2 separate regions of the Homo sapiens genome follow, and region 1 is linked to region 2. A link is a contact called in ENCODE Hi-C data. All regions are on one chromosome and are shown on one strand. Each heading gives the region's core, a stretch centred on a gene start or an enhancer-like site at or near the end of the contact. The rest is flanking DNA. Distances are from core to core; before and after follow the strand shown.

Region 1 (5,139 bases), core at 2,098-4,597, 410 kb before region 2:
CTCAGACAGGTGAAAAGTACCTTGACACTGGAAGGAGACATAACCTGGAACAAATTCCTGTCTCTGCCACTTGCTAGCAATGTGACCTTGGCCAAATAGCTTAAATTTCCCAAACTTCAGCCTTCTTATGGATAAATTGGCACTAATAACCTGCCTCACAGAAATGTTATGAGCATTAAATGAGATGATAGATCTAAAGCACTTAACAGTGCTGAGTCTATCATAAGCGTTCAGTAAAGTAAACTACAGGTTGAGTATCTCTAATCCAAAATGCTTGGGACCAGAAGTGTTTTAGATTTTGGATATTTCTGGATTTGGGAATATTTGCATATATATAATGAGATATCTTGGGACTGGGACCCAATTCTAAACACGAAATTCATTTATTCTTCATATGCACCTTGTACACATAGCCTGGTAATTTTATACAATATTCTTAATAACTTTGTGCATGAAACAAAGTTTGTGTACATTGAACTATCAGAAAGCAAAGGAGTCACTATCTCAGCCATCCATGTGGGCCATCTGTGGTTGTTTGGCATCACCGTCATTCCTGACTGTGAATTTATATGGCCCCTATAAGCAATCATTTTCTTACACTTACACACATAAGTACTTAACACTAAAATATGACATACTATGAATACAGTGAAAACTAATGTGCTCAGGGTAACTAAGCAGCACAGTAGCATCACCAGAAGAGCTGGGATGCGGAATAGACTGCATGTTGTGTGCTTGTATTTTGACTGCGACCTGTCATGAGGTCAGGTGCAGAATTTTCCACGTGGGGCATCATGTTGGCACTCACAAAGTTTCAGATTTTGGAGCATTTCAGATTTTAGATTTTTAAATTAAAAATGTTCAACCTGTATGACTGTTGCTGTTAGCTGACCCTTCCGAGGTCATTTGTGGTGGCAGCTGAGGATTCTGCCTTATATGTTTTCAAAGGACCAGGGGGTTGCTGGTAGGTACAAGGAAGGAAGAAGCTGGGGAATAGCTGGGGATGAATAATGACCCTCTCCCTCATAGTACACATGTCCTCTTTCTTTCTTTCTTTCTTTCTTTCTTTCTTTCTTTCTTTCTTTCTTTCTTTCTTTCTTTCTCTTTCTTTCTCTCTCTCTCTCTTTCTTTCTTTCCTTTCTCTCTCTCTTTCTTTCTTTCTTTTTCTTTCTTTTTCGAAGTCTCACTCTCTCGCCAGGCTGGAGTGCAGTGGCACAATCTTGGCTCATAGCAACCTCCACCTCCCGTGTTTAAGCTATTGTCCTGCCTCAGCCTCCCGAGTAGATGGGACTACAGGTGAGCGCCACCATGCCCGGTTAATTTTTGTATTTTTAGTAGAGATGGGGTGTCACCATGTTGGCCAGGATGGTCTTGATCTCTTGACCTCGTGATCTGCCCGCCTCGGCCTCCCAAAGTGCTGGGATTACAGGTATGAGCCACCACACCTGGCCACGTGTCCTCTTTCTGATTACTTTGCTCCCTGCTCCAAACCAGGCCTCCTGTTTGATTTTGGTGACCCCAGTTTCTCATTAATATCCTCCTCAGAACTTTCCAATCAAGGCACTAAAATGAGTTGCAAAAAGCAACATATGGATTATTTTGAAGACTATTTTTTCTAGCTTTAGAAGCTGTGAATGTTGCTTGACTCACATACACCCCCTGTCCCCAAAATGGCAGGCGGAGGGTATGGATATCCCCATATCTCATGTCTCTTGTATACTGTGGGTGCCTGGCACAATACCTCACAGCCAGGAAGTAGGTGCTCACTGCAGGGTGGGAGAAAGATCAAAACACCAGGGAACTCATCTATAGTACCAGAGTCTCTCTGATGGAAGTCTATAAGAAATTTTGTTGAAAAAGTGAAGGGTTGGGCGAGGTGGTTCACGCCTGTAATCCCAGCACTTTGGGAGACCTACGTGGGTGGATCACTTGAGGTCAGGAGTTTGAGACCAGCCTGGCCGACATGGTGAAACCCTGTCTCTACTAAAAATACAAAAATTAGCCGGGCATGGTGGCAGGCGCCTATAATCCCAGCTACTTGGGAGGTTGAGGCACGAGAATTGCTTGAACCCAGGAGGTGGAGGTTGCAGTGAACCAAGATCTTGCCACTGCGCTCCAGCCTGGGTGACAGAGAGAGACTGTATCTCAAAAAAAAAAAAAAGAAAACATGGATATAAATTGGTATGGAAAGCCAGATGGTTGCAGATTTGTTGATTTCCAGTTCTCCCATAGATTTTATAGTGCTCATGACCAGCCATCCTCCTCCCTCCCTAGACAAACACACTTTCTGTTGGTCAGGTTGAGAGGCGACTTAAATTTAGAGAAATTTCACCCAGGAAATGCTCATATTGGGATGAACACATAGGACCCCCTGTTTCTTTTTACATCTTCTGTGTTAGCCCAGAAGAAGTGACAAAGAAGTGGCAACTTCATGCAGCGTATCCTCTTCTACCTCCCTTTTATATTTTTCTACTGGTGAGGTACAGCTGTCCCTTGGTGTCCATGGGGGATGGCTACAGGACCCCCTGACAGACACCCAAATCCAGGGATGCTAAAGTCCCTGATATACAATGGTGTTGTATTTGCATATAACTTACGGACGTCCTCCTGTATACTTTTTTTTTTTTTTTTTGAGACGGAGTTTTGCTCTTGTTGCCCAGGTTGGAGTGCAATGGCACGATATTGGCTCACCACAATCTCTGCCTCCCAGGTTCAAGCGATTCTCCTGCCTCAGCCTCCCAAGTAGCTGGGATTACAGGCACGCGCCACCATGCCTGGCTAATTTTGAATTTTTAGTAGAGACGAGGTTTCTTTATGTTGGTCAGGGTGGTCTTGAACTCCTGACCTCAGGTGATCCGCCCACCTTGGCCTCCCAAAGTGCTGGGATTACAGGCATGAGCCACCACGCCTGGCCTGTATACTTTAAGTTATCCCTTGATTTCTTATAATACCTAACACAATGTAAATGCTATGTGAATGGTTGTTACACTGTATTGTTGAGAGAATAATGACAAGAAAAAAGTCTGTACATGTTCAGTACAGTCATAATTTTTTCCTTCAAATATTTGGAAAATATTTGGAATATCTGTTGGTTGAATCCACAGATGCAGAATCCATGAATACGGAGGGCTGACTGCACTCATGTCTAGAGAAGGAAGGATTATGGCAGCTACTGAGACCTATCAATGGTTTTCTTCACTTTTAATACTGTTGAGGGAGTGGGTGGAATGAAAGCCGGAAGTGTCTGGGTGACAAACCAATGTTGAGGTACTTGTGGTTGCTTTTTGGATCACAACAGGCTGTCTGTTCTCCCCCTTCCTCCCCCACGTCCACCACATGGGTTCATATCTCAGACATGAACACATTCTTCAAATATTACATTCTAGGACATTCTTGCACCCCACACCAGCCTGCCCAAGGGACTTTCTGATCATGAATGAGAGCTTTCTTAACTAACAATATTCTTGACCATCTGTTCAGCTGGTCACTGAGAACATAAAGCAGATGCGTGCCTTCTCTCTCTCTCTCTCTCTCTCTCTCTCTCTCTAATCCTGGTCCCTGTAAAATTATAAGTGTAAAGATTTTCTGTGTATTGGATCTGAAAGAGAATGTACGCTGATACGTTTCACTGTGGATTTTTTTTTTTTTTTAAACTGTGAGATCTATGTGGCTGTGGGTCTAAGAAATGAAGGGATTTGTTTTTAAGTCCTGGGCTATTATGTATGTGTTTATGTTTATTATCATAGGCCACTTTGCATTTCTTGACATTAAAAAAGTAGATGTCTTGAGTTCTCTGTTTTTAACATTTAAAACTAACAGGGTTAATGGGAATGTCCACGATAGCAGGGCTGGGGACAGGGGTGTCACCTCAGTGTAAAAGCTGTAAAATTAAAAAGCTGGGCAAGTATCTGTGCCTGGATGGTTTCATGGAGCTGCAGGAATGTGTCTTCTGGAGATCCATTTCCTTGCTAAAGAAGGAAAAGGCTGGTGGAGTCAGCTGGATGGGACAAGTTCTGGGCAGCCATGCAGCTCTCTCAGATGGTGTTCCTGAGGGGAAGAGAGGGAGAGAAAGAGAGAGAGTGTGTGCGGAGTCTGTGCACACATGGGTCGTCTGCAGCAGCTCTTTCAGACAGCTTGTGAGAAACGCCAGTTGTTTTTGTCCTCCCAACAATGACAAGGTGCACAGTATGCATCCGATAGACAAAGGAGGCTTCAGAAGATGAGACCTAGGCGAGTGATCCTGGAAGCTGGAGTTCAGGGCAGAAAAATGCTGCCTTCCTCCTTAGGTGGCACATTATTATCTGCTGTGGGAAGTTTGGCAGTGCCCACGAAGACCCCAGCGCCACATTGCAAGGTGGCTGCAAGGCCAGACCTAGCTGTGTGGTTATTAGCACAGAGGAGGTTCCCCTCTGGAGAGGGAAGGGGCCTTTCTACTTCCTAATGATGTTTAATGGATGACTATCTTAACCAAAGGGAGAGGGGAAAAGTCATTTGTGTGTGTGCAAGTCTCAATCAAGTTCGAATAAAGATAATAAGCTAAAGTATGAAGAAGTTGCCTTAGGTAGGAGTCCTACCTTCTGAAGTGGCTCATCTGAAGGCATTTGTCCACTGAGTGTTGAGGCTTTAAAACTGTTCATTGTCACATAGGTGCCATTTGTAGTATTTCGAGGAGTTTTTATGATTCTGACTTGGGCTTTGCTGAACAAATTCAGTTTCATTTCGGTTCTTGGGTGTCAGTTGTAGAGATGCTACAAGGCAGTTTGTCTGCCTTTTCTTTGTGGGTTCTGCTTTCAGTTTTGAAGCTTTTCTCTTTTTGTTCTTCTAGAGTGTGTTCTACTTTATTCTGAATATCTTCATCAGTGAACTGAAAAAGTAAGCTCACCTTCAAAGAGAAGCATTTTAATGATGGCAAAACAGGCTTACTAAAGATTAAAATGAGATTGTCTGTAGGCCTCAAAACCAAAGTACTTGGGCTAAAATATGAAGAGATTTTTTCCCAACCATTTATTTTAACATGAATGTATGCTACTCATTCAACAAGTATTTCTGAAGCACTTGCTAAGTGGGAAATATTGAAGCTGGAATCAGAAATGCAGTGGTGACCAAGACAGTGTCCTTGTCCTCACAAAACTTAGAGTC
Region 2 (5,574 bases), core at 1,884-4,383:
GAGCTAAAGAAGGCAAAGGCATTTTATTCCCATTGAGGAGACTTTGCCCTGGACCAGACAGGGCAAAGGGTTACAGTTGAATGCCAGCTACCTTCCAGCAGAAACTGCCCACTACCCAGCACCAGTAATGACATATCAAGGCTCAAAGATAAAGACAGAAAAAGAGAAGAAAGGCAAGGAAAATAAAGATCAGTTACCAATGTAGTGTAGAAAAAAAGAGTACAAGGTTTAAGCTCCTATCTCTGTGTCACGGTGGAAAGTTGCTAAACTTCCTGGACATGTGTTTTCAAAGGGAAATAATAATACTGACCTTGCAGGGTTCCTCTGATGAATAAAGGAAGTCATGTGAAGGAAGCAAATAGCACAGAACCCGGCATGATGCTGGCTGTCCACAGGTGTCACCACCCTGCCCATTCTCTCTGCCATCCTGATGCCCTCCAACCCTGGGCGAAAGCAGAAGAGACTAGGCCTATTTGTTGAAAAGGCCATATTACAAAGCAACAGATGATTTTAGAATGCCATTAGAATTTCTGAGACAGCACAGATTTCCCAGAAGAATAGAAACAGAACATTTGAATTGCTTCAAAATGGCTTTTGACAGTAATAGAGGGTCTCAACCTGAGTTGTCTTAAGTTTGCATAAGGCTTAGGAGAGGATAAAATAAAGCAGGATCTAGAGATTGGTGAGGAGAAATAGAAGTCCCCATTCTTGACAGCTCTCAGCACATGCAGCCCTCCCCACACACACAAAGTCACACACACACACATCCAGATTCATACACATTCCTACGCACACACACCCACACTCATAAACACCCACACACACGCACACACACTTGTGCACTCACACATTCACATTCATGTACTCCCATCACACATTCAAAACACACACTCATACACTTACATACTCTACAAAAACTTACGTTCCAAAAGGAAATTTGTAAGCTGAATGTTTAGACCTCAGAACACATATTTTCACAAAAATAATATTATGGCCAGGAGCGGTGGCTCACGCCTCTAATCCCAACTCTTTGGGAAGCCGAGGTGGGCGGATCACTTGAGGTCAGGAGTTCAGGACCAGCCTGGCCAACATGGTGAAACCCTGTCTCTACTAAAAATAGAAAAATTAGCCAGGCATGGTGTCACGTGCCTGTAGTCCCAGCTACTCTACTCAGGAGGCTGAGGCAGGAGAATCACTTGAACCCAGGAGGCGGAGGTTGCAGTGAACTGTGATCGTGCCACTGCACTGCAGCCTGGACGACAGAGCCAGACTCCGTCTCAAAAAATAATAATAATAATATAAATGGTGGCCATGTTTCCAGGTTACCACACATGAAACAAAACTTTCTATTCTTTTTTTTTTTTTTTTGCTTTTGTGTTTTAAATCAAATTTGAACCCATAAATTAGGTAACATACTGCATATTGGCAATTAAGCAACAACAAAAACAACTAATACTATTGGTTTGCCTTTTTCATGGAATCATTACAAACTTTTTAAACTGAATAGTACTTTGTATTAGATACTTTAAAACAGGGTCACTGGCGTGAACGTGCCCTGGCTCCTGTAGGCCATGCTCAGAGCTCGACTGTTGAACTTGCTGGGATAGAGCAGCAAGAGACGGGACAGCCTGGAGCCCAGAGGCCTGAGGTGTTCTGGATGAGCCCAGGGCTGCTGAGAAGGCCTCACTCTGATGGGGGCCTCTCATGCCCACCCTGCCAGCTCCCAAATCCAGTCAACAGAAGGCACTGTACTAGGCCCTATGCCAACCACTGGACAGAATTATCTCAACTAATCTGCATAGTCAAACAGTAAAGTGCATATATTATTCCCATTCTTCAGATGGAGAAACTGAGGCTGAGAGGTTAGTGACTGGCCCAGAGTCAGTACAACCCAGTCCTGCTGCCCCAGAGCCTTTACTCTTAACTTTGGCTGCACATTGGAATCATGTGAGGAGGGGTCATTAAAAATTACAGAACTTCAGATTTAATTAGCTCAGGTTCAGCCTAGGCACCTGAACGTTTTAAAGCTTCCCAGGTAATCCTAATGCACAGCCAGGTGGAGAACCACTGTCTTAACCAATGTTTCTCAGCATAGCCCATACCACTGCTACCACACTGGAGGTGACAGAAACACACAGATGTCTGGGCCTCATCCAGGATCCATTATGACACGCCAGCAAAGCACACATGGTCTCATGTAACTTGCACAAAACTCCCAGGAGCCTGTAAATTATTCCCATTTTATAGATAAGGAAACTGAAACTGAGACCTAGAAAGCTTCAAGAGCTTGACAAATCACTCCATTTGACTGCATCCAAAAGAGGGAAGATGGGGCAGGGCTGTTGAGGGGGTGAATAATCTGGTAGGTGCCCAAAGTGAGCATCAGTGGTGCCAGGATAGAGGAGAAAGGGGTGTGGAAGGTTCTGCAGTGGCAGAAGGGAAGAGGTGAGGCTGGGAATAGATGGGACCTGTAGGCCTCACGGGTGCAGCCCAGGAGAAATGCTGGTTTCCACTGGAGGAGTTTACAGTATGCCTGGGTGGAAGAGAGAAGGACAGACAGACATGGGAGGGAAATCTGAGGCTGAGATGGGGCAACAGGCTCTGAGGCACCAGCAAAGGTAAGTGTGGCTGGAGCCGAGTCTCAGCTGATTGGGCCCAGTACTTCCCCGCCCACTGGCTTTGAAGTGCATGGAGACTGGTGATTCTCACATTAGAATCACCAAGGGCGTTTTTGAAATAAACACTGATTTAACTGAAAAATCTCCAGGACTACCAACTACTGCCTCAGAGAACTTACTGAGATTTCTATGCACCAGAGGAGAGTTTACTCTCTTGAAACCTACAGCATATTATGTGATTGGGCTACTTAAAGAAAAAAAGGGGTACCGTGGCTTCACTTGGTGTCTCTCTGGGGCTTAAGGCAAAAGAAAAAGGGCAAGCTACCCCTCTTTTGATGAGAAAACACAAAAGGTTGGTGGATTAAGAACAAACAGTTAAAAGCAGCTCTTATTCACTTTGAAATGTGGTGCTAAACCTGCATCTGGGCTGACACACCAAACAACAGTCATTTCAACACAGCACAATCCTGTTAGAACATGACTCACAAAAACACCGATGTGTCTAGATCGGAGGCCAAGTCACGTCCTGCACAAAAAGAAAGGAAACACAGCAAAACAAGAAACCTACTGGCCCCAAACAGGAAAGCCCTCCTGTGCATGCGGGCCTGTGACTGCATCCTTCAGCTACCTTAGCAAGATGATAAAGAACTTTGAAAACTGCTTGCCTGCTTCTCTTTTCTTTCTTTCTTTCTTTCTTTCTTTCTTTCTTTCTTTCTTTCTTTCTTTCTTTCTTTCTTTCTTCTTCCTCTTCCACTTCTTCCTTTCCTTTCTCCGCCTCTCCCTCCCCTCCTTCTCCTCCCCTTCCTCCCCCTCCCTTCTCCTCCTCCTCTTCCTCCTTCTTCTTTCTTTCTTCTTGTTCTTCCCTCGTTCTTCTTTCTTTTCTTCTTCCCTCCTGCTTGCCCTTAGGGTGTGCCTGGTTCTCACCTTTGCTTCTGGGACTTGGGCAGGATGATATCCTCAGAATTTCAGTTTCTGGCCATTCCCAGACAAACCTGTCTGGGACAGGAATTCCAGACAAAACAGCTTATCCGCCCTTCCACGCCCTCTCCTGCATGAGCCTATTTTTCATTCTCTTCTCAGAGGTCCCACTGGCTGGTCATCTAATTTCATCCCTAATTTGTAGTAGAAGGATTCTAACAGCCACACATTTAGAGCTAGGAGCTGCAGTTTAAGGTGCTCTATCAAAATAACATATTTTGTGAAACCGCTAGGGGGAGTCAATCCAGGGCTGCCAGACCTGCCGGGATAACACCACCAGAGGCAGCTCAGCTTCCAGGCAAGCCACCCTCTGAGGTCCCTGTGATAGCTTACTCCTCCAGGTTTCCAGAAGTCCCTACAGATGCACATCAGTGAAAATGGAACAAGTCAGTTAACACAAACTGTCAAAATCATCTCTAAATAATGTCCTATAAAAATTCAGTTTTTCAGGTATGAACACATTGACCATTTCCAGCAAGCGACCTGTAACAGTCAATTGCTCAAAACCCACAGGTGCTCAAATGTAAAAATACCAGGATTTAACCGTTAGTCCTGATCCACTCAGAGCTAGACGGAAGCCAAACACAGACGCTGCCCCAGAGACGTACATTCCATGGAGAAGGGTCAGAAAAGGACACTTTACGTTTGGCATCCCTGTGGCAAACTGCGAGGGGATAGAGGAGGGGTGAGAAAAGACACAAGGTTTCCACCTGGTGGTGGGGAAATCCCTAGCCAAGGGGATGCCCGTTTTTTGATCAATATTCCGAGGAATTGGATACCACACCTTGGACTTTGATTTGATCCCTTGATGTACCCCTAGCTTTTAAAGTGGCTTGGTTAAAAAAAAAAACAAAAACTTTGCAAAAATTATTTGGAAAGGAGTGGGTCAGAGAGCTGGGCAGTGTCTGAAGAGTTTCTCAAGATCAGGCAGACAGTTTGGTTGGTAAAACATCCGAGAACTGGGTTTTTATTCATACTGGAATGAGGGTACTGCTTTGCAATGAAAGAGAAAAATCTAAAGCAAGGAAAGGGGGCCAGGTGCAGTGGCTCACGCCTGTAATCCCAGCAACTCAGGAAGCTGAGGCAGGAGGATCGCTTGAGTCCAGGAGTTCTAGGCTGCAGTGAGCTATGACTGCACCACTGCACTCCAGCCTGAGCTGCCATCTCAAAAAAAAAAGAAAAGAAAAAAGAAAGAAAGAAAGGAACAAACCAGAAAATAGCAATGCACATAAGGCCGGGCGTGGTGGCTTATGCCTGTAATCTCAGGATTTTGGGAGGGCGAGGCGGGCGGATCACTTGAGGTCAGGAGTTCAAGACCAGCCTGGCCAACATGGTGAAACCCCATTTCCACTAAAAATACAAAAAAATAGCCAGGTGTGATGGCATGCTCCTGTAGTCCCAGCTACTCGGGAGGCTGAGGCAGGAGAATCACTTGAATCTGGGAGGCAGAGGTTGCAGTAAGCCGAGATCGCCCCACTGCACTCCAGCCTGGGAGACGGTGCAAGAATCCTTCTCAAAAAAAAAAGAAAAAAAAAAAGAATGTGCATAAGTTCATTTATTCATTCATTCATCAAATGCATTGAGTACCTACCACATGCCAAGCTCCATACTAAGTGCTGAGACCCAGGAATAAGCAAGACAGACAACAGCCCTGCTCTTACAGTATTTACAGCAGAGTGAGGAGGATGTACATTAACAAGCCATAACCAAAGCGAATTAATTCATGATCAATGTGGGGAGTGCTGTGAGAGGTCCCAACTGCCATACGAATGTATGTCAGGGGGCCTAACCTAGTCTGGGAGGCAAGAAGAGCCTTCGCAAAAGTGACATTTTGGCTGAGGACTGATCCTAAAGTGTTAGCTAGATGAATGGTGCACAGGTGTGTGTGTGTCAGAGGGTGGACTGGAAGGAGAAAGGGGAATATTCCAGGCTGAGAAAGAACAGGAAAAGGCTTGTAGAGGGAAAGGCTATGGCATGG

What was found. Hi-C counts contacts between places; a loop is a spot of excess contacts on that map. Pooled maps may share reads with other maps.
Region 1: a loop to region 2 is called in a pooled map, with 6 times the contacts of the local background. The contact joins two enhancer-like sites. A Hi-C loop is called at or near these places in 5 of 50 pooled maps.

Annotation. Positions count from the first base shown.
Region 1 is chr4:140,070,164-140,075,302 of GRCh38, reverse strand. The region is part of intron 1 of MAML3 (mastermind like transcriptional coactivator 3); the gene reads left to right. Among named protein-coding and RNA genes, the nearest start is that of MAML3-AS1, 55 kb to the left of the region's middle. Within about 2 kb of position 3,347, at least 7 of the 41 ENCODE cell types and tissues checked have a DNase peak (open chromatin) inside an H3K27ac peak, as active enhancers do.
Region 2 is chr4:139,655,455-139,661,028 of GRCh38, reverse strand. No RefSeq gene overlaps it. Among named protein-coding and RNA genes, the nearest start is that of MGST2, 7.6 kb to the left of the region's middle. Within about 2 kb of position 3,133, at least 10 of the 41 ENCODE cell types and tissues checked have a DNase peak (open chromatin) inside an H3K27ac peak, as active enhancers do.